4 separate regions of the Homo sapiens genome follow, and all the other regions are linked to region 1. A link is a loop called in an ENCODE intact Hi-C map of the cell type or tissue named here. Cell type or tissue: CD4-positive, alpha-beta T cell. All regions are shown on one strand. Region 1 holds the start of LINC02965 (long intergenic non-protein coding RNA 2965). Region 2 overlaps GRAMD1A (GRAM domain containing 1A). Region 3 holds the start of ZNF30 (zinc finger protein 30). Region 4 holds the start of LOC124904701 (hepatitis A virus cellular receptor 1-like).

Evidence for each region. A loop is a pair of places that touch in the nucleus more often than their neighbours do. Peaks named below come from ENCODE experiments on the same cell type or tissue, not always from the same donor. Only the 100,000 strongest peaks of a DNase experiment are listed, where the experiment ranks them.
Region 2: it touches region 1 in a loop (3-fold over the local background); 12 of 110 quality-filtered maps call a loop at or near these places.
Region 3: it touches region 1 in a loop (2.0-fold over the local background); 3 of 110 quality-filtered maps call a loop at or near these places.
Region 4: a loop joins it to region 1, with 4 times the contacts of the local background. A loop is called at or near these places in 3 of 110 quality-filtered maps.

The regions. Positions count from the first base shown.
Region 1 is chr19:34,834,090-34,842,089 of GRCh38, forward strand. LINC02965 (long intergenic non-protein coding RNA 2965) reads left to right here and starts at 4,622. Exons shown (of 5, transcript NR_186333.1): 1 at 4,622-4,699; 2 at 5,510-5,729; 3 at 7,637-7,759. In CD4-positive, alpha-beta T cell, a CTCF peak has its summit at 4,718 (motif pointing left); DNase peaks (open chromatin) are centred at 4,362 and 4,762.
Region 2 is chr19:35,010,153-35,018,152 of GRCh38, forward strand. GRAMD1A (GRAM domain containing 1A) reads left to right here. Exons shown (of 20, transcript NM_020895.5): 5 at 1-43; 6 at 132-227; 7 at 1,322-1,402; 8 at 3,104-3,216; 9 at 3,389-3,539; 10 at 4,037-4,235; 11 at 5,672-5,815. Among named protein-coding and RNA genes, the nearest start is that of GRAMD1A, 14 kb to the left of the region's middle. RefSeq lists an enhancer at 2,724-2,803. In CD4-positive, alpha-beta T cell, CTCF peaks have their summits at 3,002 (motif pointing left) and 3,202; DNase peaks (open chromatin) are centred at 1,309, 3,019 and 4,469; H3K4me3 peaks cover 1,529 bases; H3K27ac peaks cover 5,607 bases.
Region 3 is chr19:34,923,324-34,931,323 of GRCh38, forward strand. ZNF30 (zinc finger protein 30) reads left to right here and starts at 3,580. Exons shown (of 5, transcript NM_194325.3): 1 at 3,580-3,893; 2 at 6,561-6,633. The coding sequence starts at 6,625. ZNF30-AS1 (ZNF30 antisense RNA 1) reads right to left here and starts at 3,503. Exons shown (of 3, transcript NR_110749.1): 1 at 3,406-3,503; 2 at 219-511. In CD4-positive, alpha-beta T cell, no CTCF peak of the experiment used is centred here; a DNase peak (open chromatin) is centred at 3,538; H3K4me3 peaks cover 1,228 bases.
Region 4 is chr19:35,087,055-35,095,054 of GRCh38, forward strand. LOC124904701 (hepatitis A virus cellular receptor 1-like) reads left to right here and starts at 3,894. Exons shown (of 3, transcript XR_007067238.1): 1 at 3,894-4,066. It overlaps HPN-AS1 (HPN antisense RNA 1), which reads right to left. Exons shown (of 4, transcript NR_024562.1): 3 at 1-46. It also overlaps the pseudogene LOC100420797. RefSeq lists an enhancer at 3,468-4,005. In CD4-positive, alpha-beta T cell, CTCF peaks have their summits at 3,649 and 3,854; a DNase peak (open chromatin) is centred at 3,607; H3K27me3 peaks cover 1,020 bases.

The DNA.
Region 1 (8,000 bases):
CAGAATCAACCTCATGCTCATTCCTAGTCACTATGCCCCTCCCAAATTTTTAACATTATAGATTAGTTTTGCCTATTTAAAAACTTTATATAAATGGAACCCTACCATGTGTCCTGTTTGTGGCTGTGTCTTTTCATTCAACACTTCATAAAATTCATCCATGTTGTTGCTTTTAGCAGCACTTTATTCTTTTATATTGCTGTGTGATGTTCCATTGAACAAATATAATTTACCCATTCTATTATTGATGGATGTTTGGCTATTAGAAATAATAATGCTACTGTGGCTAGGTGTAGTGGCTCATGCCTGTAATCCTAGCAGTTTGGGAGACTGAGGAGGGAGGATTGCTTGAGACCAAGAGTTCAAGACCAACCTGGCCAACATAGTGAGACCCCCATCTCTCTTTAAAAAAAAAAAAGAAAGAAATAATGCTGCTGTGAACATTCATGTGTATGTTTTCGACTACTTCTGAGGTAGGACGCAGGACTCGACTCCAGAGCCGGGGCTTGGACACTGGAGCAAATTGAGGACTAGCTAAAACAGGGTCAGGGTGGAAGCAGCTTTCCATCAGACACACCCACCAGTGTGCTATGTCAGTTTACATTTGTCATGGCAACATGCAGGAATTACTGCTCCTTTCCATGGCAATGACCCAATGACCCAGAAGTTACTACCCTTTTCCTAGAAATTTCAGCATAAACCACCCCTTAATCTGCATGCAATTAAAAGTAGATGTAAATATGACTGCAGAACTGCCCTGAGCTGCTGCTCTCTGCGCCCTGCCGATAGAGTAACCGTGCTCTGCAGGAGCAGTCACAGAGCTGTAACACTGCCTCTTCAATAGAGCTGTCTTCTTCCACCACCAGCTCACCCTTGAATCCTTTGCTGGGTGAAGCAAAGAACCCTCCCAAGCTAAGCCCCAATTTGGGCTTGCCTGCCCAGCATCACTTCCAATATCATGGAAATTTTCAGTGATGCCTACTATGAGGTTTATTGCTTAACTTTTCACATTTAGCTCTGGAATTCTCCTGTCGATTTGCATGTCTTTTGTAGATTTATTTCATGTTTATTGATGCTACTATAAATCCTCTGAAGGGATTTACCTTTGGATGTAGAAGGCAGCTAGGATGGGAAAGCACACTTTATTCTGAGATTAATGTAAGTCAGAGCCATGCTTCACTCTTTTTGAAGGCTGGCTCTCTCCTGTTATCCTTATTTCTGGGATACTGGCTTTCAGACGTTTTACATGAAAACCTGAGTATTTTTTGGGGACCCTCTTCATTGGCAGGTCCTGACTCTGAATTTTTTTCTCAGCAGCCGCTGAAATTGCTGAATTTTACCTCCAAAACTTGATTTGAAAAAAACGAAGCAAAGGTAGAAAGAATATCATTCTAAAATCATTGTTTTATAAACAGATTTTGCTACGTAGATGCAATTGGCCATAATAATGGCAGAGAAGGCCAGATTTTCTTTCTAACTGTTATAACAGTTTTTAAACATGAAAAAGGTTCATTTAGAAAACAATGTTAAGGTAGGGGCACGGCAGAGAATGGGAAGATGGTCAGCCGGGAGGAGCAGTGCAAGAAGAGAGCAAAGACACAAGCACTCTTGTGTGCAGAAAAGGCATGGTGAACATAGGGGTAAAAATCACTAGCCCTTCTCGGAGCAATTCCAACATTATCTGAAGGAAAGTCCATGGACCATGAGAACCCCCCACCTTCTGAGACACATATATCTGGACTGTGGGACTTTGACCCATGTTGGATCAGCCAGATCCCCTCTCCCTGGAGCAGTTTGTCGGCACAGGAAGAGAACAGCTCAGCCCTTGGAGAGAGAGTCACTTATGGGTAGGATGCCCTGGCTTCCTATGGCTGGCAAGTGTGAAAGTTGATTATATAAATTGAGCCATTCTTGTTATACCCAACTAAAACAGAATTGGAAGGCCAGGAGGAGAAAACACACTCAGGGCACGCCAAGAATGTAATTCTTTGCAAGCCTAGCTGCTGAAATTGCCTGCTGTAACCCAAAAACGGTTTTATGTAGTAGCTTCTGAAACAACCTGCCGGACTCTATGATTACTTTTACCCACTGCTATCACTTACCAATCAGAACTTGCCAGCTCCCCAAAACTTTACTAGTGCCAATGAGTTGTCTTTGCAAAATAAATTGTCTTTGCTCTTTTAACGAAACCTCTTTCTATTTGTTCTTCTAAAAGGCTGCCCAGTTGTGTGCCCTGAATTGCAATTTTCACTTCCCAAATAAAACAGTTTATATTTATAGAGATTTATCTCTGTATTTTGATTTCGACCCAACGCCCTGATTTGCTCACTGCTGTGATCCAGTTGTACCTCCAGGTTCAGTCAATCCTCTCCAATTCTTCAAGGATTGTCCCAAGATAGGTTAGTTTTGGCTGTCCTAGCTTTTCATATAAATAGGGACATGCAGTATGCATTCCTGTGCAAGGATTCTTTTCACTTAGCAGAATGCTGTGCTTTTGTACTTTTGTTGTCTGTCATCAGGGGTTATTTTCTTTGATAGCTGAGTAATATGAATACTTCATAATTTCTTTTTCTATTCTCATGTGGATTGGTATCAGGGATATTTCCATATTATGCTTATTATGAATAAGGCTTTTATGAATTTTGCCTACTATGCAAGGCTTTTTGTGTCATGCAAGCCTTTTTGTGTACATATGTTTTCATTTCTCTCAAGGAAATAATTCAGAATGGAAGCACTGAGTAAGAATAAGTATATATTTAGTTTTATAGTAAGTTTTATGACATTCTTTCAATGTGATTGTACCATTTCATATTATCATTGCAATGAGAAATCTTCCATGTTTTCATTTCTCTCAAGGAAATAATTCAGAATGGAAGTGCTGAGTAAGAATGTGTATGTTTACTTTTATAATAAGTTTTATGACATTTTCTCAATGTGATTGTACCATTTTATATTATTACTGCAAGTGAGAAGTGTTCCAAGCGCTTTACATCCCTACAGGCATTCTGGTGGATGTGCAATGGCATCTCAGTGTGGTTTTCATTTAAACTTCCCTGATGATTAATAATATTGAGCATTTTTGGTGGGCCTGTTGAACATTTCTGAATCAACTTTTGGAAAGGGATTATTGCTCAAATGTTTTGTCCAGTTTTTTTAATTGGGTGGTTTGCCTTATTGTTATTCTATCATTATTATTGTTAGGTTTTGAAGGGAAGGGGAGAGAGAGAGAGTTGGTGGCTCTACAGCAACACAGGTTTATTGCCAGTACAACTTGCAGAGAGGGGACCAGCTTGGTGCCAGAGCTCACTGCTGCTTACAGGCTGGGGTAATTACAGGTCTGGGCAGGAGGGGTCTGGGCCCGTATGGCTTGCTGCCCAGGAGGATGTTGATAAAGATGTTCCTTGGGCCTTTGCCCAGCAGGATGTGATAAGGAAGTCAGGTGGCTGGGCAGGATGTTTCTCACAGCCCAGGGCCCCATGGAATCTTTCATTCTGACCAGGGTCTGTGAAATGGCAGGGACTTGCAAAATGGTGCAGCTTGGACTAACAATTATTATTAATCCTAAAGGGAGAAGGAGATTCAGCAAGAATGGTGAAAGGAGAATTATAAGTAGGGCTTCTCGTTTCATGATCAATATCTGATGGGGGGGGGTAAGTACAGGGGCAGTCAGGATTGGAGGGTCTGGCAAACAGGTCAGCTGAATCAGTGTCTACTAATGAGGCAGGAGCCAGGATCCACATGATGAAAGTGGCCACAGTCAGGAAGTCTGAAATTTTCTCAGCAGAAAGGGAGAAAGAACAGGCAGGCTGAGTGGCCCTGCTGTCTGAAGGGGCCTCAGTTTTATCCTCCAACGCCTTGGGGCTCCACTGGTGCTCACCTCTCTTCTCCAAGCCTAGGTCTTCAGCAGTGACTATACAGGAAACCTAGGGGGCAGAGGTAGCTCTCCTCCACCCAACAATAGCGGCAGTGGCAGCAGCAGGAGTACTGGAATTTGGAGTTACAGAGCTCACAGCTGTTAGATGTGTTTGGAAAGTTCCTTCTTGAGAGTGTCTGGAAGCTTTTTCTCCCTGTGTCTTGTCTGACTTTAGTGAGGCTGGAGATCTGGGTGAATGGCCTCCATCAACATCTTCCTTCGCCCACCTCTCCAGTAGCAGAGTGCAGATAAGACTGGACGGGACAGCCCTGCTGAACCCACGGCAGACCTCCAAAGAGGTCTGTATAAGCTGGCGATGTCACTGACTTTGGCAAATGGGCTCAGAGAAGATGCTTTCTTACTCAAGGTGTCTTCTGGGTGTTTGGAACAGAGGCTTCCTTTCAGGAGTCCAGGACTGTACTGGAAGGAAGTGACCACAAGATGACACCGTTGATCTTCCAGACACTCCCGCTGTTATGAGGGTGAGGGGGGAGCCCTTCTCTAATTATCCTTCTTTTGCTACTTTTTCCCTCTGCCTTAGCTTTTCCTTTCCTGCACTCTCCTGGGGACTTCAACTCAGTCTTTCTGAGGCAAGTATGGAGGGGAGGACAGGGTGGCCCAGCTTCGTAGAGATCACTACCTGCTCAAACCCCAAACAGAAAGGAGTCATTTGCAGCCTGGAGGAGGACTCTACCATTCCAAGATATTCAGCTGAACACCCTAGTAGTGCTAGCCGGCAGCAGTGGCTCCTGAGACCTCCACACCAGAGTCCCGCACACATTCAAGGTAAGAACCCCAGAGAGGAGCCCAGAGCCTGCGGAATCAGACACCGCCTCCTAGCGGTGATGTCCAACCGAAAAGGCGCGGGACTGCAGTAAACCTGGGCGAGCAAGGTCGAGGAGAGCTCTGTGCCGGGACCGCGAGGCGATCCAGACCAGATGGGGGACGAGGGGCGCGTATGAAGCTTGTAGAAGAGGTTGCCGGTGAAGAGCAGCCTGTGCGCTGCACACCCTGTTACGCAATTGAGCCGCCGTTGGAACGCGTGGAGAGAAAGGGTGCGCGAGGCCAGGGCTCGAAGAAACGCAGCAGAGGGCAAAGGGCGAGGTCCAACGGCCCAGCCCCAGCAGGGGACTCTCGAGCTTCGGGATTCCGCCTACCCGGTAGCGGCTGTTTAGACCCAGACCGGCCCCTGCGCGATATGAGCACCGCTCAGGACTGCAGCTGTTGGGCACCAGCAGCCAGGTCTGCAGGCTCCGCGAAGCCTGGCCCGGACCGTAGCTTCTGCAAGCAGTCCAGGTGTATCCTGGGGTCACTGGAGGGCAGAGCCTGCTCAGAGCGAGTACAGAAGCAGCCCAGGTCTTCCCAGCACCAGGTTCACTGGAAGTGCCAGGTGTGGGAGAGGGAGCTGGGGAGGGAAGAGGGCTATGCTGGTTCCCGAGCTGAATGATGTACCCAAGAGGCCAGGTAGCTGCAGCAGGTGCTAAGATGAGGAGGAGACGCCATCATGGGGTGCAAATATGGAGCACAAAAGGCTGGACCCTCATCCTTTTAGGCAGCTGCTGCTGAAGACATCTGTTTCCCCTCTCCCCTCCTCAGGCCACCACCTCCTTCATGCTCCTCTGTGATCACCTCTCCAAGTCCCGGTGTCAGGAGCCTTCTCTGTGGCCGCCCTGGAGAGACTTGAGCCTGGGACGTGACGTGCTGGGCTGTGAAGCTTTCTGAGAAGGGAAACCTGTGGCCTGACCTGCCTGAATGCTGCACCCAACCTCATCTCTTCCTGGGAGGCAGGCTCTCTTCGCTTGTTTTTACAAATTTGGTAAAACAGCATTTCAGTCCTAGTCCCTGGTAGTGACCCTGCCAGGATTTGACCCAGGCTGTCTGACTCTATTTATGCACAAATCACGTATTACCATTTTTTATTGTCCTTAGTCCATGGCACACATATAATGAGCACTTACGTGGCCCACTAGGAAGTCTTTCCTTTTTGCTTCAAACTCAGATCTTGGCCATTGGCCACAATGGGGCCTTGGTCTCCTCTGAAGATGACCTGGGACTGCTGTTCACAAGCAAATCCCCATTGGGCATTTCTATTCTCATTGAGCTTGCAGCAAACCATGAAGGTCCCTGTGGCCTATCTTCTCCCAAAGCCAAGGATGGGAGATGGTACATCAGGTGGGCACAGGATTCATGCTGATTTAAAAGCTTTATGGCAGGGCACAGTGGCTCCTGCCTATAATCTCAACACTGGGAGGCTGAAGCAGGAGAAATGCTGGAGACCAGGAGTATGCAACCAGCCTGAGCAACACAGTGAGACCCTGTCTCTACAAAAAAATTTTAAAATAAAATTAGCTGGGCATGGTGGCATACGCCTATAGTCCCAGCTACTCAGGAGGCTGAGGTGGGAGGATCACTTGAGCCCAGGAGTATGAGGTTATAGTGATCTATGATCACACAACTGCACTACAGCCTGGACAACAGAGCGAGACCCTGTCTTGTTTGTTTTGTTTTATTTTTGAGATGGAGTCTTACCCTGTCGCACAGGCTGGAGTGCAGTGGTACGATCATTGCAACCTCTGCCTCCTGGGTTCAAGCAATCGTCCTGCCTCAGCCTCCCAAGTAGCTGGGATTACAGGCGCCCACCAGCACGCCCGGCTAATTTTTGTATTTTTAGTAGAGACGGGGTTTCACCATGTTGTCCAGGCTGGTCTTGAACTCCTGACCTCAGGTGATCCACCCACCTCGGCCTCCCAAAATGCTGGGATTACAGGTGTGAGCCACTGCACCTGGGCCTGTCTCATTTTTTAGAAAGACTTTTCAGGATCCTGGTCAATATTGACAATTTATCAATATTGACTTTTCCAGTACAGGAGCATGATATATGTCTCCATATATTTAGGTCTTTTAAGATTTAAGATTTTCTCTCAACAATATTTTGTAGCAAGGTCAACAAGCTAATTGGCCCCTGAACTATTTTTGTAAGGCCAGTGACTAAGTACAGTGTTAACATTTTTGGCCGGGTGCAGTGCCTCATGCCTGTAATCCCAGCACTTTGGGAGGCCGAGGAGGGTGGATCAACTGAGGTCAGGTGTTCAAGACCAGCCTGGCCAACATGATGAAAGCCCATCTCTACTAAAAATACAAAAAATTAGCTGGGTGTGGTGGCAGGCGCCTGTAATTCCAGCTACTCGAGAGGCTGAGGCAGGAGAATTGCTTGAACTGGGAGGCAGAGGTTATAGTGAGCTGAGATCATGCCACTGCACTCCAGCCCGGGCAACAAGAGCGAAACTCTGTCTCAAGGAAAAAGAAAAAATTAAGGGTCTAAAAATATAAGAACGAGACTAAGTGGAAAAGACCATAAGCAACCCATAACGCCATATTTACTATCTGGGTTTTTAAGAGAAAATTTGTAACCACTGTTTTGTAGTTTTCTGTGAGTCTAACTTGCAGAGCTTTTGCTAATTTATTCCTATGTATTTTATGTGAGTTGTAAACACTACTGTAAATGGTATCATTCCAATTTTAGTTTTCAATCATTCATCAATGGTATACAGAAATTTTTAAAAATACACATTGACTTGTATACTGAGACCTTGGTAAATTCACTTTTGACTTCTGGTAGCTTCTTCGTTTTCTATGAATCATGTTTATGTGAATAAAGCTACTTTAACTTCTGTTTTAATCTGCATGCCTTTTTCTTTCTCTTTCTTACCTTTACATTTGCAGAAACCAACAACTGTCAGCATTGACACCATCAGGCCTTTCTCTTCTAATTTAACCTTGCAGCCAACCACACGGCTATCTGTGCGGGATCTCTCCCCAAGCTCAAGGACATGAGATGCGGATCAGGTAGGTGCAAGATCCATGCTGTCTTAAAAAGTCTTATAAGGCCAATATGTCTTGGAGCAATTCCATACACCAGGGGTCCCCAACACCCAGGCCACAGACCAGTACTGGCTGTGGCCTGTTAGGAACTGGGTCACACAGCAGGAGGTGAGTGGCAGGTGAGCGGATATTACCGCCTAAGCTCCGCCTCCTGTCAGATCAGCAGCGGCATTAGATGCTCTTAGGAGTGCGAACCCTATTGTGA
Region 2 (8,000 bases), 180 kb after region 1:
CTGGATCTGCTTCTACAGCAACATCTTCCGCTGGGAGACCACGGTGAGCCCGCAGCGGGGCAGGGTACAGGGGCGGGGGCCCCCATGGCCAGGCCCCACCCCGCTCCTATTGACCCTCCTGCTGTCCTCAGATCTCCATCCAGCTGAAGGAAGTGACATGTCTGAAGAAGGAAAAGACGGCCAAGCTGATCCCCAACGCCATCCAGATCTGCACGGAGAGCGAGAAGGTGACGGAGGACCCGGTGACGGGACCACGCGGTCCCCCGCTCAGCAGGCCGCCTCCCCCAAACATGCAAAGCCCCATTTGTTCTGCACCCTGAGTTCTCTCCGAGCTGTCCCCTTCTCTCTGTTCTCCCGGCCCAGGCGCCCATCACCCCTGACCTGATCCCCGCACCAGCCTCTCCTCTCTTTCCCTGCAACCTGTTACCTCACACAGCTGCTCAGGAACAGCAGAAATAGTAAAACTCTTCCATGTATGTGGCACCTCAGCCGCCCCTCCCTTCGTAAGTCTCCCCGATGTTGTGTCCTGTCCCTGTCATTGTGGCCTCATGTCCGTTGGTTGCAAGATGGCTTTCTCACCAGCGGTCCAACAAGAAGGGGGACAGGTGTGGGGGACACTTCCCAGCAGACTTCTCTTTGTGTTTTGTTGGTTAAAAGTGGATCTGGCCAGGTGTAGTGGCTCATGCCTGTAACCCTAGCATTTTGGGGAGGCTGAGGCAGGAAGATTGCTTGAGCCCAGGAGGTTGAGGCTAGCCTGGGCAACATAGTGAGACCCTGTCTCTTAAAAAGCAAAAAATTAACCAGGTGTGGTGGCACGCACCTGTAGTCCCAGCTACTCACTCAGGAGGCTGAGACAGGAGGATGGCTTGAGCCCAGGAGGTTGAGGCTGCAGTGAGCCGTGATCATGCCACTGCACTCCAGCCTGGGTGACAAAGCCAGACCCTGTCTCAAAAAAAAAAAAAAAAAAAGGATCAACTGACCATTCTTAGTGGCAAAGGAGGCTGGGCAAGTTCCCTGGGCTCCCCCCATCACATCCCAGCCCCTCTGGGCTGACCCTGTCTAGAGATGCATCTGTCCCCTCCTTGGACTGGGAGCTCCAAGGACAGGGCCAGGGGTCGTCTCCCCATCCCAGTGATTCTGGAATTGTCCAGGGCAGGGCCGGGCGCAGGACAGACGTTTTGTGGAACTAATGCAGGGGTGAATTAGTGGATTCATGGGGCCAAAGATGTGGCGTCAGCGCAGATGAGGGTGGCGCTTCCCCACCTCTGTCCTGGTCGCTCCCCAACCTGCTCACACCTCTCTCTCTCTCTCTCCCTGACAGCATTTCTTCACTTCCTTTGGGGCCCGTGACCGCTGCTTCCTCCTCATCTTCCGCCTCTGGCAGAATGCACTGCTTGAAAAGGTGGGCCTGGGTGAGGCCCGGGTGGGGATGGGGGGTTTCCAGGGGGACCATGGAGCCAGGGACCCCAGAACTTGCGGAGCTGGAGGCAGCCCTGGCTCTTCTCCATGGGCACCAGGCCCAGTGCCCCTGCAGCTCCTCCCTGGGCCCCACCTGACCCCGAAGCTGAGTCTCTGGCAAAGGGACATGAATTGGTGTAAACCGTCGTAATTCTTCCCTGGGGCTGGGAATGATTTTCACCCTGAAGGACATCCAGGTTCCACTGGCAGCGGGGGAGTGTGGATAGAGGCTGGGAGGTCATCACAGGATGCCGGCTATGGCTGGTCCACAGCACCTCAGAGAGCCCCAGCCCCATCCTCCGGCTGAGCGGCACTCACGCGCTGCCTTCTCAGAGGCTCCGATGTCCCTGGAGCAGGCAGGAGTGCTGAGGGTCCCATTCAGCATCCTGAGAGAGGGACAGCGCACAGTCAGGCCCTAAGGAGGACAGGGCAGAGCCCCGGGATTCCAGCCCCATCCCCTGGGGCAAGTGATTGAACCCCATCTGTCAAATGGGGGCCATCCCCACTTCACAGCACCCAGAATTTTGCCCAGAATAAGTACTCAGTCATGTCAGCTCTTATGAGCAGAGTAGCCCAGCGGTTAGCTCCCTCGCCACCCCCTCTGCCCCCCGGCTGTAGACCAGCTCCCCTGGGGTCACATCTCAGCACTGCTACTTCCTGGCTGGACCCCAGCATGTCACCTTGCACTTCTCAGCACCATTGTCTTAAAAGGATGATGAGGTTAGCACCTACTTTCCAGATGGTTTTGAAGATACAGTGAGTTAGTACATCTGTAAAGTGGTTAGAAGAATGCACCTAGTTGACCAGGTGGCAAATGTCTGCTGCTATCATCACTTACTGTTAACTGTCATCACTGTCATTCAGCCACTCTGGCCATGGGTGGCTGAAAGCTCAAGGCTCCCGAGGACACCTGGGAAAAGATTCGGGGGGCCACGATGGCATAGGCATGGGAGACTCAGCCCTGGAGTCTGGCAGGGCTTGACCAAGTCACTTGGTGACCTTGAACACATGACTTTCCCTACATGACTTCCCCTTCCTGGGACTCCGTATGCTCTGTAAAGATGGGAACATTCATGGCTGGGCACGGTGGCTCATGCCTGTAATCCCAGCACTTTGGTAGACGAAGACGGGCGGATCGTGGTGCCCACGAGGTCAGGAGTTCGAGACCAGCCTGGCCAACATGGTGAAACCCCGTCTCTACTAAAATTGCAAAAATTAGCTGGGCGTGGTAGCACGCACCTGTAATCCCAGCTCCTTGGGAAGCTGAGGTAGGAGAATCGCTTGAACCCAGGAGGGAGAGGTTGCAGTGAGCTGAGATCACACCACTGCACTCCAGCCTGAGCGACAGAGCCAGACTCCATCTCCAAAAAACAAACAAAAAAAGATATAAAAAAAATGGGAACATTCTCTGGCCAGAGTATTGTGGGGACTTGGGAAGCAGGAAGTTTGAGTCCTGGGCGCAGGCCCTGGAGGGGCTGTAGCAGGGGATTCCCCGCTTGCTGAGGCCAGGTCTGGTGCGGGAGATCGTGGCTGCCTCCTTGTGGAAGCCAGGGGAACTGCGGAGGCCGAGGGCTGGTGGGGAATCTGGCGGGCCGGGCTCTGGCTGGGGTGAGATGGAGGCCAACCCCAGGTCCCGCCTCCCCAGACGCTGAGTCCCCGCGAGCTCTGGCACCTGGTGCATCAGTGCTACGGCTCAGAGCTGGGCCTCACCAGTGAGGATGAGGACTATGTCTCCCCCTTGCAGCTGAACGGTCTGGGGTGAGTTGGAGGTCAAAGGAGGTTGAAGGGTTCGGGGGAGAACAGGACGGTCGGCGTGCAGAGTTCCTGGAGTGCTGGGGGGCCTGAGATGGTTGTATGACGTCTGGAGGATTCAGGAGGGTGTATGGGGTCTCAAGGACACAGCAGTCCCGCTTCCTCCCCTTTCCCACAGGACCCCCAAGGAAGTGGGAGATGTGATCGCCCTGAGCGACATCACCTCCTCGGGGGCAGCTGACCGCAGCCAGGAGCCAAGCCCAGTGGGTTCGCGCCGTGGCCATGTCACGCCCAACCTTTCCCGAGCCAGCAGCGACGCAGACCATGGGGTGAGCGGTGGGTTGGAAGAGGGGTGGGATACTGATAGGAAGAGAGAGGAGGGCTGGGGGTGCAGTGGGAGAAGAACAGCCTGACAGATTTGGAGGGGAATGGATAGGGGGACAGGGGAGGCCTGGATGGAGGAACAGGACAGGGAGGGGAAGACGGACATGTGACAGGGAAAGAGAGACAGGGAAGAGAGGGGACAGACAGAAAGGATGAGAGACAGAAGGGATGGGAGATGGGTGGATAGATGAAGCAGCAGACAGACAGACGGACAGGACAGGTAAGAAAGCTTATGGCTCAGGCATCTGAGACAAGCCTGGCAGGGGCTGAGAGGGGCCCTCATCTGGGTGGCCCCAGGCTGCTCGCAGCTCAGCCGTGAGCCCTCGGTGCACACACCACCCCGGGTCTGCACAGGCTCTGGAATCCTTGTGGCCAGTGTGGACTTGGGAGCCCTGGGGCTGGGATGGAGGTGGCCAAGGCTGCATCGGGCCTTTCTCCACAGGCAGAGGAGGACAAGGAGGAGCAGGTAGACAGCCAGCCAGACGCCTCCTCCAGCCAGACAGTGACCCCGGTGGCTGAACCCCCGAGCACAGAGCCCACCCAGCCTGACGGGCCCACCACCCTGGGCCCCTTGGATCTGCTGCCCAGTGAGGAGCTATTGACAGACACAAGTAACTCCTCTTCATCCACTGGGGAGGAAGGTGAGGCAGGCGGGCCCAATTCATTCGCCTCCGGTACTTGCAAGCCTCGCTCAGTCTTAAGCAAGAGGGGATGGATTCGCCCGCAGCACTGAGAATCCAGGGGCAGGCGGGATGGCGTTCAGGCGCTGTTGCTAGAAATCTCTGTCTTTACTCTGTTTTGAAGGCAGCATGGCAGGGTGAACACAAGCACAGACTGAAGGCAGCTTGCCGCGGTTCACATCCTGGTCACACCACTTCCTGACCATGTCACGTGGGCAAATTATGTAACTTCTCTGAGCTTGCTTTCCTCCTCTGAAAATGGGGTTAACAATGATAATACCCACTTCATAGGATTGTTGTTAAGAGACTATAAATGAGGCTGGGTGTGATGGCTCACACCTGTAATCCCAGCACTTTGGGAGGCCAAGGTAGGAAGGATTGCTAGAGGCCAAGAGTTGGAGAACAGCCTGGGCAGCAAAGCAAGACCCCGTTTTGTACAAAAAAGAAAAAAAAGAAAAAACTAGGTGTGGTGGTGCACACCTATAGTACCAGCTACTTGGCAGACCAAGGCAAGAGGATCACATGAGGCCAAGAGTTTGAGACAAGCCTGGGCAACATAGTGAGACCCCTGTCTTTACAAAAAATTTAAAAATTAGCCAGGCATGGGGTCATGCACCCTATGTAGTCTCAGCTACTGGGGAGGCTGAGGCAGGAGGATCGCTTGAGCCCAGGAGTTGGAGGCTGCAGTGAGCTATGATTGCACCACTGCACTTCGGCCTGAGCAACAGAGCGAGACCCTGTCTCTAAAACGAACAAAGGGAGAGAATTAAGTGATTTCATACATTTAAAGCACTTGGGCCAGTTAGTAAGCATTGACTATTAGTATTTCTATTATCATTATTGTATTCATTTTCTCTCTCCACTAATTTTCAGCTAGCCTCTATTCTTGTCTCTTATGGGGCAGAGATGGCCTCAGCCCTGCCCCAGACCAGCCCAATGAGAGAGAGCAGCCTATTTTTCCTAGTGTCTACAGCGGACACCCTAGGGTTGGCTCTGATTGGGCCAACTTGAGAGTGTGCCTGCCCCTGAACCAATCACTGTGGTTGATCGGATAGACCTGGGCCACCCACTCACCCCTGAACCAATTGCTGTGCCCCTAGGTTGATGCTCCCAGGAGGCGTGCTATCTGGTAATGAATCCCTGTGATTTAAATCTCAGGGCCTAGGTGTGTTCTCCACCCAGAACCAAGCACAGTGGCTGTCTGTCTGGGCCTGGAGCACGTGCCCACCCTCAACCCATCCCTGAGTCACAGGAGGGCTCTGTGTCAGTGTCCAGCTGTGCTCCAGGAGGTGGGGTCCGCCCATGCACACTACAAGGCCTGGGAGTGGGGAGGCGTGGCCCGCAGAGGGAGGGAGGAGTGGAGGCAGTCATCATCCTCGGCTCTCCTCTGTCTCCAGCGGACTTGGCTGCCCTGCTTCCCGACCTCTCCGGCCGCCTCCTCATCAACTCTGTCTTCCATGTGGGCGCTGAGCGGCTCCAGCAGATGCTCTTCTCGGACTCGCCCTTCCTCCAGGGCTTCCTACAGCAGTGCAAGTTCACAGGTCAGCGGGCGCATGAAGGAGAGGCTGAGGTTACCCAGGTGCAGGGGAGGGGTGAGGAAGGGTAGCCCAGGACAGGGGAAGGCACTGCTAGCCAGTGGGGCAAGGCGAGGTGGTGAAAAGCAATGTCTGTCAGACCAGAAGCAGCTCTGCCACTTACTAGCTGGGTAGGCTTGGGCAGAGTTCTGAGATGCTCTGTGCCTCAGTTTCTCCTTCTGTATAATGGGGGTATGATAATAGTACCTGGCTTATTGGTTATCATGAGAACTAAGTGAGTTCATACTAGAAAAGTTCCTAGAGCAATACCATATAGTAAGCGTTTAATAAATACAAGTTAAGAGGCTGAGGCGGGGCTGGTGCGGTGGTTCACACCTGTAATCCCAGCACTTTGGGAGGCCGAGGTGGGCAGATCACTAGAGGTCAGGAGTGTGAGACCAGCCAGGGCAACATGGTGAAACCTCATCTCTACTAAAAATACAAAAATCAGCTAGGTGTGGTGGCACACACCTATAGTCCCAGCTACTTGGGAGGCTGAAGTGGGAGAATTGCTTGAACCTCGGAGGCGGAGGTTGCAGTGAGCTGAGATCACACTGCACTCCAGCCTGGGTGACACAGCCAAACTCTGTCTCAAAAAAACAGGGGCGGGGGGTGGGGTGCTGGGCACAGTGGCTCACGCTTATAATCCCAGCGCTTTGGGAGGCCGAGGCAGGTGGATCACCTGAGGTCAGGAGTTTGAGACCAGCCTGGCCAACATGGTGAAACCCCATCTCCACTAAAAATACAAAAATATTTTAGCCAGGCATGGTGGCGAGCACCTGTAATCCCAGCTACTCAGGAGGCTAAGGCAGGAGAATCACTTGAACTCGGGAAGCAGAGGTTGCAGTGAGCCAAGATCGTGCCGTTGCGCTCCAGCCTGGGCGACAGAGCGAGACTCTGTCTCAAAAAAAAAAAAAAAAAAGGTGGGAGGAGGGCCAAGGTGGGAAGTTCATGTCAGCCCAGAAGTTGGAGACCAGCCTGGGCAACATAATGAGACTCAGTCTTTACAAAAATAAAAAAAAAAATTAGCTGAGCATGATGCTGCCCACCCGTAATCCCAGCTACTCTGGAGGCTCAGGTGAGAGAATTGCTTGAACCCAGGAGGTGGAGGTTGCAGTGAGCCAAGATCATGCCACTGCACCTCAGCCTGGGTGACAGAGAGAGACTCCATTAAAAAAAAAAATGCTCCTGAGGCCTCCCCAGAAGCCGAGCAGATGTCGGCATCATGCTTCCTATACAGCCTGTGGAACTGTGAACCCATTAAACCTCTTTTCTTTATAAGTTACTGAGCCTCAGGTATTTATAGTAATGTAAGAATGGCCTAATACAGAGCTCCTCAGCCTGACACGCCAGCCCTTTTAGGACATAAGCATAGTTTTGGGGGCCTTGTAGCCCCCCAACACAAGGCACCATCTTCCTGACTGCAGGGGATACTGCATGTCTCATCAATACAGAAAAAGAAACAAAGAGAAACTCCCATCTGACACGCTCCTCCCCTGCTTGAATCTCTTTTGTAGCCTCCCAAGTTCCTTGGCTGGTCCCATGTCAACCCTTCAGCCTCACCCAGAGCTGTGGCTGCCCCTCTCCATACCTGGCTGCCCCATCCCAGCCTCAGGGGACTTCTCTCAATATTGGCCTCCAGCCTCAGGGCCTTTACTGGTATCACGCGGCCTCCTGGGCTCCTCTGCCCCGACCCCTTCCTTCCTCAGTTCCTCCTTCAGGCCTTGGTTTTGATTTCACATCCTCCTGGCAGCCTTCCCTTACCTTCCTCAGATCCCAGATACCCCCAGATACTCACAGCTTCTGCCCTTAACTCACACCATGCCAGTAGTGTGTGGTTTTTATTTATAGATATTTCCTGTTGTTCTCAAGAGATTCTGGGTGCTAAGGACAGGAGTTCATCTATCCTGGTCTCCCACTGGCCTCCAAGCCCTGCATAGGCCTGACAGAGTGGACATTAAATTTGTGATCATTAACACATATTTATTTATTTATTTATTTATTTTTGAGTCAGGTTCTTGCTGTCGCCCCAGCTGGAATGCAGTGGCACAGTCTTGAGTCACTGTAGCCTCTGCCTTCTGGGTTTAAGCCATTCTCCTGCCTCAGCCTCCTGAGTAGCCGGGATTATAGGCGCCCACCGTCACGCCCAGCT
Region 3 (8,000 bases), 89 kb after region 1:
TTAAAACACACAGGAACCATGGCTTTACACCTGTTTACTCTCTCTAAATCAACCCTCAATGATTCCTTTCCCTCCACATTTATGATTGTTCAATGTTATCAGGAAGAGAAATAAATCATAATTTGAAGAAACAAAAATTTAATGGTAGCCACAATTATAGTAGAACCATTACCTCAACTGAATTCCTCACATCTCAGAACTCAGGATTCTGTACTTACCTCCCACTGGGACGTATCTTTTCCAGGCATCACAGATAATTTTCTTCTCCAGCTATCTTATGATTCTTTTTGTATAATTTCATTAATCAACATTAACAGCCTTCTAGGAATTGCTCACTTCACAAATGTTTTTTGGAGGTAATCTCAGTTCCCTATGAAGACTCTGTCTCTGCACTTCCAGATGAGAGGAAAATCACTCCCAGAAAGAGATGAGACAATGGAATCCCAAGCCTTTATCTCAGCGTTCGGATGACCTCTCTTGACAAATGCACAAGATAATACAACTGCGGCCACTATCCTAGTTGGAAACACAATTTGGTAAGTGGTTATTCTTTTCAGATAAACGTATGGAACTTAGACGAAATATATTTCAGGAAATGCAGTGAGAAACATTATAAGGGGGAAAGTTCTGCTCTCCTAGATTAGAACATCACTGACAGTGGCCAGAGAAAGTTTCCTGAGGGATCAGGGACTGTCATTTTCCACTGGATGCTCAGATTCCAGCTGTAGGGTTTGTGAGTATCCTTCCTCCCTCTTCCATGAGACAGCCTCATCTGAAATCTCCAATTTACCTCTGACGATTAAACACCTAGACCCTCACTATAGTCACACAAGTCTTCACTCAAAACACAAGGGCATAGCAGTAAGATTGCGATCCTTAGCTGTCATCTATGGAGTGATCACTTTTGAGGGGCACTTTTTGAATAAATCATTTCAAAATCATTTCAAAAATTTTCTCAAAAAAAAAACCCTATGATTTAAAAATTTCTTTGACATTCTAAGTATTCTACTAATCTATTTTATTTCTACCCACCATGGAACCCACATTTCCCTCTGCAAAATACAAATTTCTATTGTATTCACCCCTCACCCCTGAACATAAATTTATCCTCCCAAACAAATTTCTGCCCAGATGACATTTTGACGGCTATTTACACATCCCCATCTCAGAGAGCACATTGTACATAATTTGGCCCTTAATGCAGCCTCTATGAAAAGTCCTTTAATCAGGGGACTAGATGAGTCCTTATTTGTCTTGAATGTCTCTAGTTCCTCCAGGACAGAAGTGATCAGTGACCACAGCCAGTTCAGGAATCACAGGATATTGCAAATTTGTCTCCGATTGACATGAATTGGGTGGATTCTCACTCCAGGTCTATCACCTTCTTATTTGTTAATGAAATATTTGTCTTCAGACATTGTAATAGATACCCAATGAGTTTCAGAGGGTTTGAAAATGAACACTTTAGACATGAATAGCCTATATGGTGAACTTACAGAGGCAAAGCGACTGGTCAACAAACAGCTGCTCTACCAAAAAAGCCTGGAGTTACAAAGCAGATGAACATTTTTGCAGAGCTGGAAACTAATTCCAATAAGGCTAAAAACTTGCTACTGCTGGTAGGGAAAATCCTAACTATTGACAGTCAAATGCTTTTGATGCGAGGCTACTTAGGTTGATGTTGATAAGAGAAAAGTTCCCTTGTCCCCCTGGCAGGGCGTGCGATGGGGGTGTGGCTCGCTTCTTCAGTGTCCCGCTGCTCAAACCTCCAGGGGAGTATACAGACGGGCGGGCTGTGGGGCTCTGACCCCATGGCAGTGTCTAGGGGTGAATGTTTATAGCTGAAGCCCCAGTGGGCGTGTTACAGGATGCTCTTTAGCTGTCCGCAGGCGGCTTATGTTAGTCAATTCAATTAGATCCCTGCGTTATCGCAAGGACAGAGGGCTTTCATATCCCGGGGTTCCTGTCTTGGTGTACCAGAAGAATCAGATCACACATGGGCTTGGAGGATGACTGCAGGGTTTTGAGTGGAAGTAGCTCTCAACAGTTGGGGGAGCCAGAAGGGAAATGGTTTTCCCCTGGAATCGGGCTGCTCCGCAGCACCGGCTCTCCTTGGACTGCCCCAGCCAAACTCCGCGTCCTTCTGGTGGGTGGCCTGCCCGCGTGCCAGCGTCTGTCATGTCTTCTTCCGCCAACATGTTCCTCTGGATGTCCAGCGGCTTGTGTGTCTGCTTGCTAGGGTCTCAGAGTATTTATAGGGACAGGATGGGGGCGGGAACAGGATGGGGGCGTGGCAGGCCAGGGTGGTCTTGGGAAACGCAACATTTGGGCAGGAAAACAAAAATGCCTGCCCTCACCTAGGTCAGTTGGCACAGGGCCAGGGGTGGAGCCCTAGCCAGGGACCACACCCTCCTGTACCCAGCACCTCCCTTTCCCCCTTCCATATCATTTAAAGGGACCCCGCCCTTCCCTCCCCAGCACTCCCCTTCCCCACCTCCTTATCAATGTCATCACCCTGGACTGACTCCAGGAATCACTGTAATGTGGGCTTAATAAGAACAGAGCTCGGCTGGCCGCGGTGGCTCACCCTGTCATCCCAGCACTTTGGGAGGCTGAGGCGGGTGGATCGCTTGAGCCCAGGAGTTCGAGACTAGCCTGGGCAAGATGGCAAAACCCCATTTCTACAAAAAATATACAAAAATTAGCCAGGTGTAGTGGCGCGCCCCTGTAGTCTCAGCTACTCTGGAGGCCGAGGTGGGAGAATCACTTGAACCTGGGAGGCAGAGGTTACAGTAAGCCGAGATAGCGCCACTGCATTCCAGTCTGAGCGACAGAGGGAGACCCTGTCTCAAAACAAAACAAAAACAAAACAAACAAAAAGCGGAGCTGACAGTCAAGGTGAATTTCACGTTTGCCTGTATTCAGTTTTAGCATTACATAAACCAAAAGAAGAATGCCATAAAGGCTACAGGCAGCTAATACAGAGAGGTGTTACTGGAAAAGGAACCAGAAAGAGTAAATATCTCCTAAACGTATGATGGGACAGAAAGATAAATGCCTATTACATATAGTTAATATCTGTTTGATTAGCCTTATTTACATTCTCCTTTTAAAAGGTCTTACATTTAGCATCTTAGATAGAACCCACAAAATTTAAATATTTAATAGAAACTTAAAATTCCTGTATCAGAGGACAGAAATATATTTTTCTCACACGTGATTAGTCTAATTGCCACTATTAATCCTATTAATATTCTGTTAAATAATAGCATTTCTGTAGCGAAAAGCAAACAGTACGGAAAGATAATTTCAAACACCTAGTTTTCATATTTTTGTGTTAAAGTAATAACATATTTTGGTATAGATTATCATTTTTTGTTTGTTTTTGTTTTTGCTTTTTCTGACCTGGTGTGTTAATGCCCTGGGTTGGCCCTCTAAGAAGCTGGCCACCTACTTCGGGCCTCAGGTGTCAGACGCCCCAGCTTCGAGGTCTATGGCTCCCAGCAACTCGAGCGCCTGCGCCTGCGCATTCTCAGCCGGACGGGAGCGCCCAGAAGTCTCCGGGCGCCGGTGGGCGGCCTTGTGGACTGCGCCGGGCATGCTCGGCGGTGTGACGGCTCAGGACTGCATTTCCCAGAGGCTGCAGCTATCCGGCCAATGTAGCCTGAAACTACATTTCTCAGCGGCCACTGGAACGACCTCAATCTCTGCCTCCTCGCCAGTTCATTGTGGTCGTTGACCCGGCAGCGAGCTTTGGAGTTCATCGAGGGAGAAGTCAGCGCCCAGCTCCGAGGTTGGAGCAGCCCCGCCGGGCAACTTGAATTTCTGCAAACGAACACAGCACCGGGAGCTCTGCAGACCTGTGTCGGCGCGGAACCCGGACTGAGACATGCGTGAGCGTTGGGTGGACCGGGCGAGGATCCCGGGCCGGCGAGTGCGGGAGCGGCAGGGCAGGGAGGGTGCGTCGGCCGGGGCCGGTGTGCATCCGCGAAGACTGGGTGCATGGCCTCCATGCGAACCTGAGCTATTAATATTTGTTACTATTTTGGATAAAATCACTGTAATTGATTTATGTAAAGGAGCAAAAGACTCTTCAACTCTCAGTTTAAAAAGGAAACGATAGTTATGATACCTTTTGCATGCAGCGGGAAGAAATGGGATTGCCAGGAAGCCTCTTCTTGTTTGGAAAAAACTGTATAAAGTATTTACACCTTTTAAAGATGAGAGCAATGTCATCTGAAAATTATCAGTGCAGGGAAAAGGACTTCAAAGGATCTGTTGTGCAGATTACTTAACTAATGACAAAATTATGTAAGAAAGGAGAGCAAGATGACAGCTGTAAACATTTCCATCAATCTCCATATTGCACAGAAATAGGACCCAGCTTTTTCTTAAGGTTCTTCAATTTTGCATTATCCCACAGCAGTAGCTCTCTCTCTCTAGCTGCTAGGGGACAGAGGAAATTGAAATGTCAGAGAATCTTTTCTGTTGGTTTTTTATTTGTTTGTTTTTAAAGAAGAGTTGCTCTTAATTTTTTAGTTAGAATTAAAAGAAAGCATGCCAGAGAAACTTACGTTTTAAGTAAAAAGTGGAAACAGGTCGGGTGCCATGGCTCATGCCTGTAATCCCAGCACTTTGGGAAGCTGAGGCGGGTGGATTGCCTGAGCTCAGGAGTTCGAGACCACCAACATGGCAACATGGTGAAACCCCGTCTCTACTAAAAATATAAAAATTAGCCAGGCATGGTGGCGTGCGCTTGTAGTCACAGCTACTTGAGAGGCGGAGGTGGGAGAAGTGCTTGAAGCTGGGAGGCGGCGGAGGTTGCAGTGAGTGGAGATGGCACCACCGCAATCCAGCCTGGGCGACAGAGCGAGATCCCTTCTCTAAAAAAAAAAAAATATATATATATATATATATATATATATATATATAGATAGATAGATAGATAGATACATAAATTAAATTAAGTGGAAACAAGTGTTTAATTAAAATGAAATAAAGGATGTATAATGTTTACGTAATAACTCCAATGCAGTAGTGCCCCCTTAATCGGCAGTTTCACTTTCTTCACTTTGTTACCCTCAGTCAACCATGATCTGAAAATAGGTGATTTTGGTACAATAAGATATTTTGAGAGAGAGGGGCCATGTTCACATAACTTTTATTACAGTATGCTATTATAGTTGTTCTATTTTATTATTAGTTATTGCTATTACTCAATTATGGTGGCCGGGTGCGGTGGCTCACGCCTGTAATCCCAGCACTTTGGGATACTGAGATGGGTGGATCAATTGAGGTCAGGAGTTCGAGACCAGCCTGGCCAACATGGTGAAACCCTGTCTCTAGTAAAAATACAAAAATTAGCCAGGCGTGGTGGTGGGCACCTGTAATCCCAGCTACTTGGGAGGCTCCCAGGAGGTGGAGGTTGCAGTGAGCCAAGATCACACCACTGCACTCCAGCCTGGGCAACAGAGTGAGACCCTGTCTCAAACAAACAAACAAACAGAAAAATAAAAATCTCTTATGGTGCCTAATTTATAAATTAAACTTAATCATAGGTGTGTATGTATAAGAAAAAACATAGTATATATGGGGTTCCGTCAGACATCTACTGAGGATCTTAGAGTGTATCTCCCCCCTGTGGATAAGAGGGAGCTACCATAGTAAGAGCTAACTCGGCTGCGCGCGGTGGCTCACGCCTGTAATCCCAGCACTTTGGGAGGCTGAGGCGGGCGGATCACGAAGTCAGGAGATGGAGACCATCCTGGCCAACATGGTGAAATTCCGTCTCTACTAAAAATACAAAACTTAGCTGGGCGTGACTATGCGCCTGTAGTCCTAGCTACTCGGGAGGGAGGCAGAGGCAGGAGAATCACTTGAATCTGGGTGGCGTAGGTTGCCGTGAGCCAAGATGGCGCCACTGCACTCACTCCAGCCTGGGTGACAGGGCGAGACTCCGTCTCAAAAAATAAAACAAAACAAAACAAAACAAAAGAGCCAACTCATGTTAAGCAAGTATTCTATTAACTTTTGGGGTGGGTTTTCTTATTCTTCAGGACAACCACATGTTGGAGCTGATACTCCTATTACTATTTTAGTGATGAGAAAACTGAGCCATATTAGTAACTGCCTGATCATTTTCTCCTATGTTCTCTACCTCCCGTGTCTTGACCAACCTCAGATTTATACTGTCACCATTAAAGAAGCTCTGGATTGGGTGATATGGACTCTTTCTTAGGCTTAGAACGTGGGAATGGAGTGAGGAGAATCTGTTCAAGAGAAGACTGTGCAACCCAATTTGAGACCTAGATCAACATTCCCAAAATGGGGGCCTGGTGGGAAAGCTTGTGTCTGATTCTGCCTTCCTTAAGAAGTGCCACACCTCTGCGATCAACTCTGTACAGCTTAGTTAACTGGGGCTTGAATTCCACTGTTCTCCAAATTTTGTTTGAGGGTGTTTGTAGCACAGTTTGGAAGCTGAAATGAAGGGACAGGAAGGTTTATTAATGTATGTCATTGAGAACACTAAAGCCTCCTTTTCTCCTCTCTGGATTTTCTAGCTTTTGAACTTCTCAGATAGAGGAACCCCAGTGAAGACTGATCAGTTCTTACAATTCTCAAAGCATGGCCCATGTAAGTTGGTGTTTCTTCTTGAAATATGGGGATTTTTATATTACGTGGCTATTTTCCTTAATTGACCTGAAGCATTCTTCATCAGAATGTACCATCTAATTGCCTACTTGATTCCTTCTGTTTGGCGGAATGATGTCAAAGTATCGTTTCCTCCTTACGAGGTCCTCATTTCTAATCGGTGTTCATGAATTCATTGAGCAAGTTACGAAGCAGGTAAATAGTAAGTCTTAGCTGAAAGGCTGTGATAGAGCAGTGGAGGATTGAAGTCCCGTGGCAGAAGTATTTGAGCTTCCTACATCCATCTGTGGTTTGATGAGTTTGATCTGTTGGCTTCATCTGGCCACACATCAGAAGATTTGAAGTTTTCCACAGAGCTGATAAGATGGAATTTTGTATTGATTGGTCTCAATATGATGAGATAACATGCTCTATGAGGCTTTTAAGATTGAGTGGGGATGTGATTATGATGTGAAACATTGATATCATGGTTCTTCTTGGGATGCCTGAGAGTGATACTAAGGTCAATTTTGTTATGGAATGGGACCTGCCAGACTTGGACAACATGCATTTGGTTCTGAGTCATTTTCACCCTAATCCACTAACTCAAGAACAGCCAAATGGCCAGGTGCAGTGGCTCACACCTGTAAACCCAGGACCTTGGGAGCCCCAGGTGGGAGGATCACTTGAGCCCAGGAGTTCAAGACCAGCCTGGGCAGCATGGCAAGACCCTGTCTCTACCAAAAAAAATTTTTTTTAATTAGCCAGGCATGGGGGCACATGCCTGTAGTCCTAACTACTTGGGACCCTCAGACAGAAGGACACTTGGAGCCCAGGAGTTCAAGATTGCAGTGAGCTATGGTCATAGCACTGCACTACAGACTGGGCAACACAGTGAGACTGTGTCTCAAAAAAAAATTTAAAAAAACAGCAGCCAAAGTATTAAGTGAAGGATCTTGTATGACACTATCAGCATATTGTTATCAGTAGTAGATGAACAGATTACCAGAACTGGGGAAAACTGAGGCATTTGTTACAGTCTTCGTTTATAAGTATAAAATCATTACTTTTTTTTTTCTTTTTTTCTTTTTTTTTTTTTTTTGAGACTGAGTCTCGCTCTGTCACCCAGGCTAGAGTACAGTGGCACAATTTTGACTCACTGCAACCTCCACCTCCTGGATTCAAGTGATTCTGCTGCCTCAGCTTCCCAAGTAGCTGGGATTACAGGCACATGCCACAACGCCCAGCTAATTTTTGTATTTTTAGTAGAGATGAGTTTCACCGCATAGGCCAGGCTGGTCTCGAACTCCTGACCTCGTGTGATCCACCCACCTCAGCCTCGCAAAGTTACTAACCTTTAATACAGATCC
Region 4 (8,000 bases), 250 kb after region 1:
GCTCATCTTGGAGGTGTCTGTCCAGGTTAATGGGACCCAGGTCCACCTGCGGAGGGACAGCCCAGGCATGGCTCAGATAAGCACCAGCTTTGGGACGTGTCGTTTCTAGGAACCCCAACCCTTCACCCAAACCCATAGGCCCAAGGGAAAAACTTATTCTGTCTCCATTATTTCTACATTTTACCTCTATTTTCTGATTATATGCCCATTTTTGACTATATCCATCAGATGCATTCAGCTAATATAACAGAAACACTCTCAGACCAGCTTAAGAAAAAAAAGAATTACTGATTTACACAATTGAAAAAAAAAATCTACAGGTGTATGGATTCAGGCATAGCTGGACCCAGGTGCTTGAACAATATGTCTCAAATCTGTCTCAATTTCTGGGCTCTCCTTTCCTTCATTTTCAGACAGGCACCATCCCATCCCACCTTGTAGGGACAAGGACAGCTGCCAGGTTAGCAAATGTCACTGGAGGAAAAGTGTCCCTCACTGGCCCAGCTTGAGTCATGTGACCACCCCTGAATCCCTGATGGACTAGCTGATTGGCTGGGCCTGGGTCATGTGCTGGAAGTTAGGATAGGATTGACTTTCTGTGAACCACATGGATTGATTTTGGAGGGGTGAGTTCTCAGGGAAATCCAGAGAAAGGAGAAATGAATGCAGAACAGGATAAAACAAGAGATGGTCACTATTATAGTTATGTCCTTGTTCCTTCATCTAAAAATGTTTTACATGTATTGGTACGGTGGCTTACATCTGTAATCCTAACACTTTGGGAGGCCAAGGCAGGTGGATCCCTTGAGCCCAGGAGTTCAAGACCAGCCTGTCTCAAGCAGGCAATATAGCGAGACCCCGTATCTAAAAAAGAATTAGGTGGGTGTGTTGGCGCACGCTTATAGTCCCAGCTTATAGTCCCAGCTACTTAAGAGGCTGAGGTGGGAAGATCGCATGAACACAGGAGTTCATGGCTGCAGTGTGCCATGATTGTGCCACTGCATCCAGCCTGAGGGTCAGAGTGAGACCCTATATCAAAAAAAATCAACATTTTTCACGTATTTGAACACCTACTATGTGCCAAGCAACACTGACCCAACTGTGGTCCTATGCTCCCGAGCCTTCCTTTGATTCTGCCTGCTCCTTAGGTGAATGGTGAGACAACAGCCCTCCCCGTAAGCCTGAATGGGGGCAGCCTTGCCGTCCACTGGAATGGCCTCTTCTCCCTGCTGCAGTCAGACTTTGGCCTCTGGCTCAGCACAGATCTCACCTACAGCCTTACCCTCACCCTGCCCCACCTCTACAAGGGTCACACCTGTGGGCTCTGAGGCAACTTCAACTGCAACCCCAGTGAGGACGCTAAGGCTGACATTACCTTGGAGAAGCAGAGCAAGGCTTGTAGGGACAGCTGTGGGGCTGCCTGTCCAGTCTCAGTCTGCAATGACCAGGGGCAGATTGTGTCAGCCAGGAGGCAGTGCTGGCTCCTGCAGGACCCCCAGGACCCTTCAGCCACTGCCACTGGGAGATCAACCCAGACCCATATGTTTCCAGCTGTGTCGATGATTTGTGTCTTGCTGGGGATGATGACCACATCCTCTGCCTGGCCCTGCAGACATATGCCGCCATCTGCCAGGGCGCCAACATCACCATCAGGCACTAGAGGAATTCTTCCTTCTGTGGTGAGTCATGGTTGAGCAGGGCAGGAATTCATCTGCATGCTCTGTATGGCCACACACAGACTGACATCCTTCTGTACTCCTGGGCTGCCTGAGTGCCCCAACCACTTCCCATATTCCCAATTCCAGCACAGGAAGGCCTTCCAGGTTCTCCTCCTAGGCTCCAGCTGGACGCATGTGGATTGGTAGGGGGCCTGTATGCTACCGACTGTTATGTTTTTTTTTGTTTTTTGTTTTTTTTGAGACAGAGTCTCACTCTGTCACCCACGCTGGAGTGCAGTGACTTGTTCTTAGCTCACTGCAACCTCCTCCTCTCGGGTTCAAACTATTCTTCTGCCTCAGCCTCCCAAGTAGCTGGGATTACAGGTGCCCGCCATCACGCCCAGATGATTTTTTGTATTTTTAGTAGAGATGGGGTTTCACCATGTTGGCCAGGCTGGTCTCGAACTCCTGACCTCAGGTGATCCGCCCACCTCGGCCTCCCAAAGTGCTGGGATTACAGGTATGAGCCATGGCACCCAGCCCGCTATGTATTTTGAATACCACCCTGGGTTGACTGGATCCCTGGCCCCCTGTCAAGGGGATGTCCTTTTCCACCCTCAGAATGCCTGACCTGAGATGCCACAATAATAATCCCAACAACTGCTAATACTTATTGAACATCTACAATGTCCCAGGCATGGGGCCGAAGGCTCTGTGTACCTCTTGCCGCCACTGTCTCAGAAACACCCTGCAAGTGAGAGGCAATGACTGTTATTATTCCCACTTTACATTTGGGAAAACAGAGGCTCACAGAGGTAAAGCCATTTGTCTACTGCTAATCACAACAGACAGAGTTGAGACTTGAACTAAGACTTTCTTTCTCCAGAGACAAAAGAAGTTTTATTACTAGCCATATCATCTAATTCTTTCTTTCTTATTTAACTATTATGGAAAATTTGAACATAAAAGTAGAGAGAATAGCCTATTGAATGCCCCTGTACCCAGAAGGCAGCCTCAACAACAGCCAAGTTGTGGCCGACCTGTGTCCACCTCCACCCCTCCCTTATTGATTTATTTTGTGTAAAGCAAATCCCAGACAACGTGTAAACCTGTAAATACTCCAGCATTATTTTTTTTAATAGATAAGGACTTTTAAAAAGAAAAAAACCTGCTGTGGCCGGGCGCGTGGCTCACGCTCACACCTGTAATCCCAGCACTTTGGGAGGTCGAGGCAGGCGGATCACCTGAGGTAGGGAGTTTGAGACCAGCCTGACCAACATGGAGAAACCCCGTCTCTACTAAAAATACAAAATTAGCCGGCGTGGTGCTGCATGCCTGTAATCCCAGCTACTCGGGAGGCTGAGGCAGGAGGATCACTTGAACCTGGGAGGCGGAAGTTGCGGTGAGCTAAGATTGCGCCATTGCACTCCAGCCTGGGCAACAAGAGCGAAACTCCGTCTCAAAAAACAAAGACAAAACAAACAAACAAAAAAACCTGCTGTGATTTGCTCACACCTAACAAAATAAGCAGTAATTCCCAGATATCATGAAAAGCCTAGTCCATGTTCAGATTTTTCTGATCGTTCCTAAAACATCCGGCTTTCCTCCCTTGCACCAAAGCTTTGCTGGCCCCTAATGCTTGCCCATTAAGGGTTCCTAGCTGGTTCCAACATTAGGGGCGCAATCGGGGCAGGTCATGTTCTACGGGGTGGGGGTGGAAGGTGCCGCTTTCTTGCTCAACCAACAGGCAACAAAAGCCTGTCCGATACCATCCTGGGGATCAAGACACCCCTAAAACCAGGTTCTAACCCACCTATGTTAGATCCAAATGTGAATCTCTGACACCTGGGCCGTAGGGAACCCTCAAAGGGTTTGGAATAGGGAAGGCGGGGAGCGGGGTGGAGTGGGGGGGAGGTAAGACAGTGTTCATGGAGTGAGAAAGGTGGGCCACCTAGGGGCTATTTCTGGAATAACAATAGGTCGCATTTATCCAAGGTTCCCAGGGTGCCAGGCGCTGTCCCAACCACTTAATTTATTTTAACTTGCTTAACCCTCAAAGTCAGTTTGAGGTCAGTACTCTTTTCGGAGAGATGGGTACGGAGTCCTGGAGAGGTTAAGCACCACGACAGAGCCGAGATTTTAAGCACTCGGTCAGGGAGTTGGGCAAATGTGGCCTGCAGATCATGTTTCCTTACCCGCGCTTTTTCTCCTCCCTGCATAGCCGCCACGTGTCCTAAGCACAGCAGCTACCAGCAACGCTTGGACCCGCGCCGGGTGCAGCTCTGCGTCCCCGCGGCCGCCCTGCCTGCTCCGAGGGCTGCGCCAACGATAACGCGCACCTGTGGGCAGGGGCCAGGTGCCGGCACCCGAAGGAGTGCGGCTCGGCGCACGGCGGCCCCTCCTACCAGGTGAGCTGGGGGCAGGGTCTTGCTGTTGTGAGGGGGTCGGCCCATCATGGGGGTCAGGGAGCCCCCAAAACATGCCAGGGATGGGCGCCCAATCCGGGACACCTATATTCAATTGTGCGGATGGCACATTGTGGGTTCACAATGTGTTGACCTGCTTTATTATTGATGATTCCAATACTGCTACTAGTTACTAAGGTCATTCCCTGTGTGCTAAGTGCTTAATAATATTATTATTGGCTGGGTGCGGTGGCTCACGCCTGTAATCTGAGCGCTTTGGGAGGCCGAGGCCGGCGGATCACCTGAGGTCAGGAGTGTGAGACCAGCCTGGCCAACACGGCGAAACCCCATTCTACTAAAAACACAAAAATTAGCTGGATGTTGTGGTCCACGCCTATAATCTCAGCTACTTGGGAGGTTGAGGCAGGAGAATCGCTTGAGCCCGGAAGGAGGAAGCTGCAGTGAGCCGAGAAGGCGCCACTGTACTCCAGCCTGGGCAACAGAGCGAGACTCTGTCTCAAAAAATATATGTATTATTATTATTACTGTCAGCACTATTGACTTTTTAAAATATTAGCCATCACTTATTGAGTGCATAGCCCCCACTACACACTTTGGCAATGTAATAGTAGTAATAATAACAATAATCAAAACAGCTCATTTTATTTATCATTAATAGGTACAAGACTCTGTCCTAAATGTTTTAGCATTGTGGTCAGTGCTATTTTTTGTTTATTTTTATTTTTTTATTTTTATTTTATTTATTTATTTATTTTTTTGACACAGGGTCTTGCTCTGTTGCTGGGGCTAGAGTGCACGGGCGCCATCTTAGCTCACTGCAGCTTCAAATTCCCTGGCTCAAATGATACTCCCCCTCAGTCACCTGAGTAGCTGGGACTTCAGTTGCGTGCCACCATGTCTGGCTAATTTTTAAATTTTTTGTAGAGATGAGGTCTGACCGTATCGCCCAGGCTGGTCTCAAACTCCTGGACTCAAGGGATCCTTCTGCCTCAGCCTCGCAAAGTACTAGGATTACAGGCATCAGCCACCACACCCAAACCATTTGTATTATTTTGATGGCCAACATTTGAGTAGTGATCACACATCAGGTCCCATACTGCTAATAATAATAATTAAAATGTGGCCAGGCGCGGCGGCTCATGCCTATAATCCCAGAACTTTGGGAGGCTGAGGCGAGTGGATCACCTGAGGTCAGGAGTTCTAGACCAGCCTAGCCAACATGGTAAAACCCAGTCTCTACTAAAAATACAAAAATTAGCTGGGCGTGGTGGTGTAGCAGGACGAGCTGCAGACAAAACCCCTCAGACACTGAGTTAAGGAAGGAAGGGCTTTATTTGGCCAGGAGCATCGGCAAGACTCACGTCTCAAAAAACCGAGCTCCCCGAGTGAGCAATTCCTGTCCCTTTTAAGGGCTCGCAACTCTAAGAGGGTCCACGTGAGAGGGTCGTGATCTATTGAACAAGCAGGGGGTATGTGACTGGGGGCTGCATGCACCAGTAAGAACAGAACAGAACAGGACAGGGATTTTCACAGTGCTTTTCTATACAATGTCTGTAATCTATAGATAACATAACTGGTTTGGTCAGGGGTGGATCTTTAACTACCAGGCCCAGGGTGTGGCGCCGGGCTGTCTGCCTGTGGATTTCATTTCTGTCTTTTGGCTTTTACTTCTTTCTTTGGAGGCAGAAATTGGGCATAAGACAATATGAGGGGTGGTCTCCTCCCTTAGTGGCAGGCACCTATAATCCCAGCTACTCGGGGGCTGAGACAGGATAATCACCTGAACCCGGGAGGCAGAGGTTGCAGTGAGCCGAGATTGTACCATCGCACTCCAGCCTGGGGGACAAGAGTGAGACTTCGTCTCAAAAAAAAAAATTTTAAATGTATTGGGGGCTGGGCACAGTGGCTCACACCTGTAATCCCAACACTGTGGGAGGCCAAGGTGGGCGGATCACTTGAGGTCAGGAGTTGGAGACTAGCCTAGCCAACATGTCAAAACCCTGTCTCTACTGAAAAATACAAAAATAAGCCGGGCATGGTGGCACATGCCTGTAGTCCCAGCTACTTGGGAGGCTGAGGCACAAGAATTGCTTGAACCCAGGAGGCAGAGGTTGCAGTGAGCTGAGATAACACCACTGCACTCCAGCCTGGGTGACAGAGCAAGACTCCATCTCAAAAAAATAATTAAATGAATAAGCTAAAATATATTGGGTATTTACTTTGTGTTCATGCCTGGGCTAAGCATTTTATGAATAGTAATAATAATAATAATGGCTAATATATTAAGAGTTTGGGCATTTACAATGTGCCTTGTGTAAGCATATTAAAATAATGGTGATATTAACAATAATAATGGCTGGTATGTACCAGGCATCTGCTGTATTGCTGTGCTAACCAGTTAATGATATATAATGATAACCATCGTGAACATATTTTGGTCATTTGCTGCGTGTGTAATCCTGTCATCGGGATAAAAGGTAATATTTTCTGAGTGCTTATTATGCCTTGAGCACTGGGCCAGCATGTTATTAATAATGGTATCAGATATATGTCAAGAACTTGGTTACTGTAGGCCAGCTGGGTGGTGAGAGCCTCATGCGTATGACCGCACTGACCTTCAAACAGCCCTTTGATTGCCTCCAATGTGCAGAGGGGGAAACTGAGGCTACAGGATGCACAGAGATCTCAAGGGACAGAGCTAGGTCTGGACTCCAGGTCTCTCTGACCCCAAAATTGTGCTGCTAATCACTAGGCTGTGCTTTCCACTGAGAGAAAGCAGGTGTCACAAGTTTGCTGCCCTCTGGGTAAGGCAGTAGCCTGTCATGATGGTCAGACCCCCAGCTGTTGAATCTGGGCATGGCATTCCTGCCCATCCCATGCTGAGCCGGCCCCTGAGCCTCTGCTCTTCTGGGTCAGCTGCCAGGCCAGCCTCGGGCCTCCACCAGGCCCTGTTTGGGTCCACCTGGGCTGGGCTGGGCAGGGCATGCTGATCTGGCCTCCGACCTGGTCTGGCTGAACCGATGCACCCGCCGCTGCAGCTGTGACAGAACGGGGCATTTCCGCTGCAGCCCGGCGTGCTGCCCCACTGGGAAGATCTGTGGTCTGCAGGGTGGCCAGCTGGGCTGCCAGAGCCCCCTGGGCACCTGCATGGCCACTGGAGATCCTCATTACTTCACCTTCGATGGGGCCATAGCCCACTTCCAGGGCACCTGCACCTACCACCTGGCCTATGCCATCCATCCATTCATCCATCTATCATCCATCCACTCATCCATCCTTCCATCCATTCATCCATTCATCCATCCATCCATCCATCCATCCATCCATCCATCCATCCATCTATCCACTCATCCATCCTTCCATCCATCCACTCACAAAATTTTTCTGAGTATCTACTTTGTAGCAGGCCCTGCTGTAGGCTCTGGAGACACAGCAAAGAACAAAAGAGACAGGTCTCTTCTCTCCTAGAGTGCACATTATAATAGTGAGAGACAAACAGTAAAAAATAAATACATAATATTTCAGATGGTGATAAGTCCTAGAAAAATAAAACTAGAAAGGAGAATCAGGAGTGCTTGTGAGTATGGGGTGGGAGTTATAATTTTTAAACAGGGTGAGCAGGAAAAGCCTCATTGAGGAGGTGACTTTGGAGCAGAGACTTGCTGGAGGGAAGGAGAAGCCTTATGAGCAATGAGGGAAGAGCCCTCCAGGCACAGGGAACCTTAGGTGCAAAGTCCAGACGCAGAAATGCCCTTAGCCTTATTAAGAAAGAACAGGGTAATTCCAGCAGTTTAGGAGGCCAAAGTGGATCACTTGAGGAAGTTCAAGGCCAGCCTGGGCAACATAGGTGAGACCCCCATCGCTACTAAAAATTAAAAATTAAAAAATTAGCCGGGCATGGTGGCACGTGCCTGTA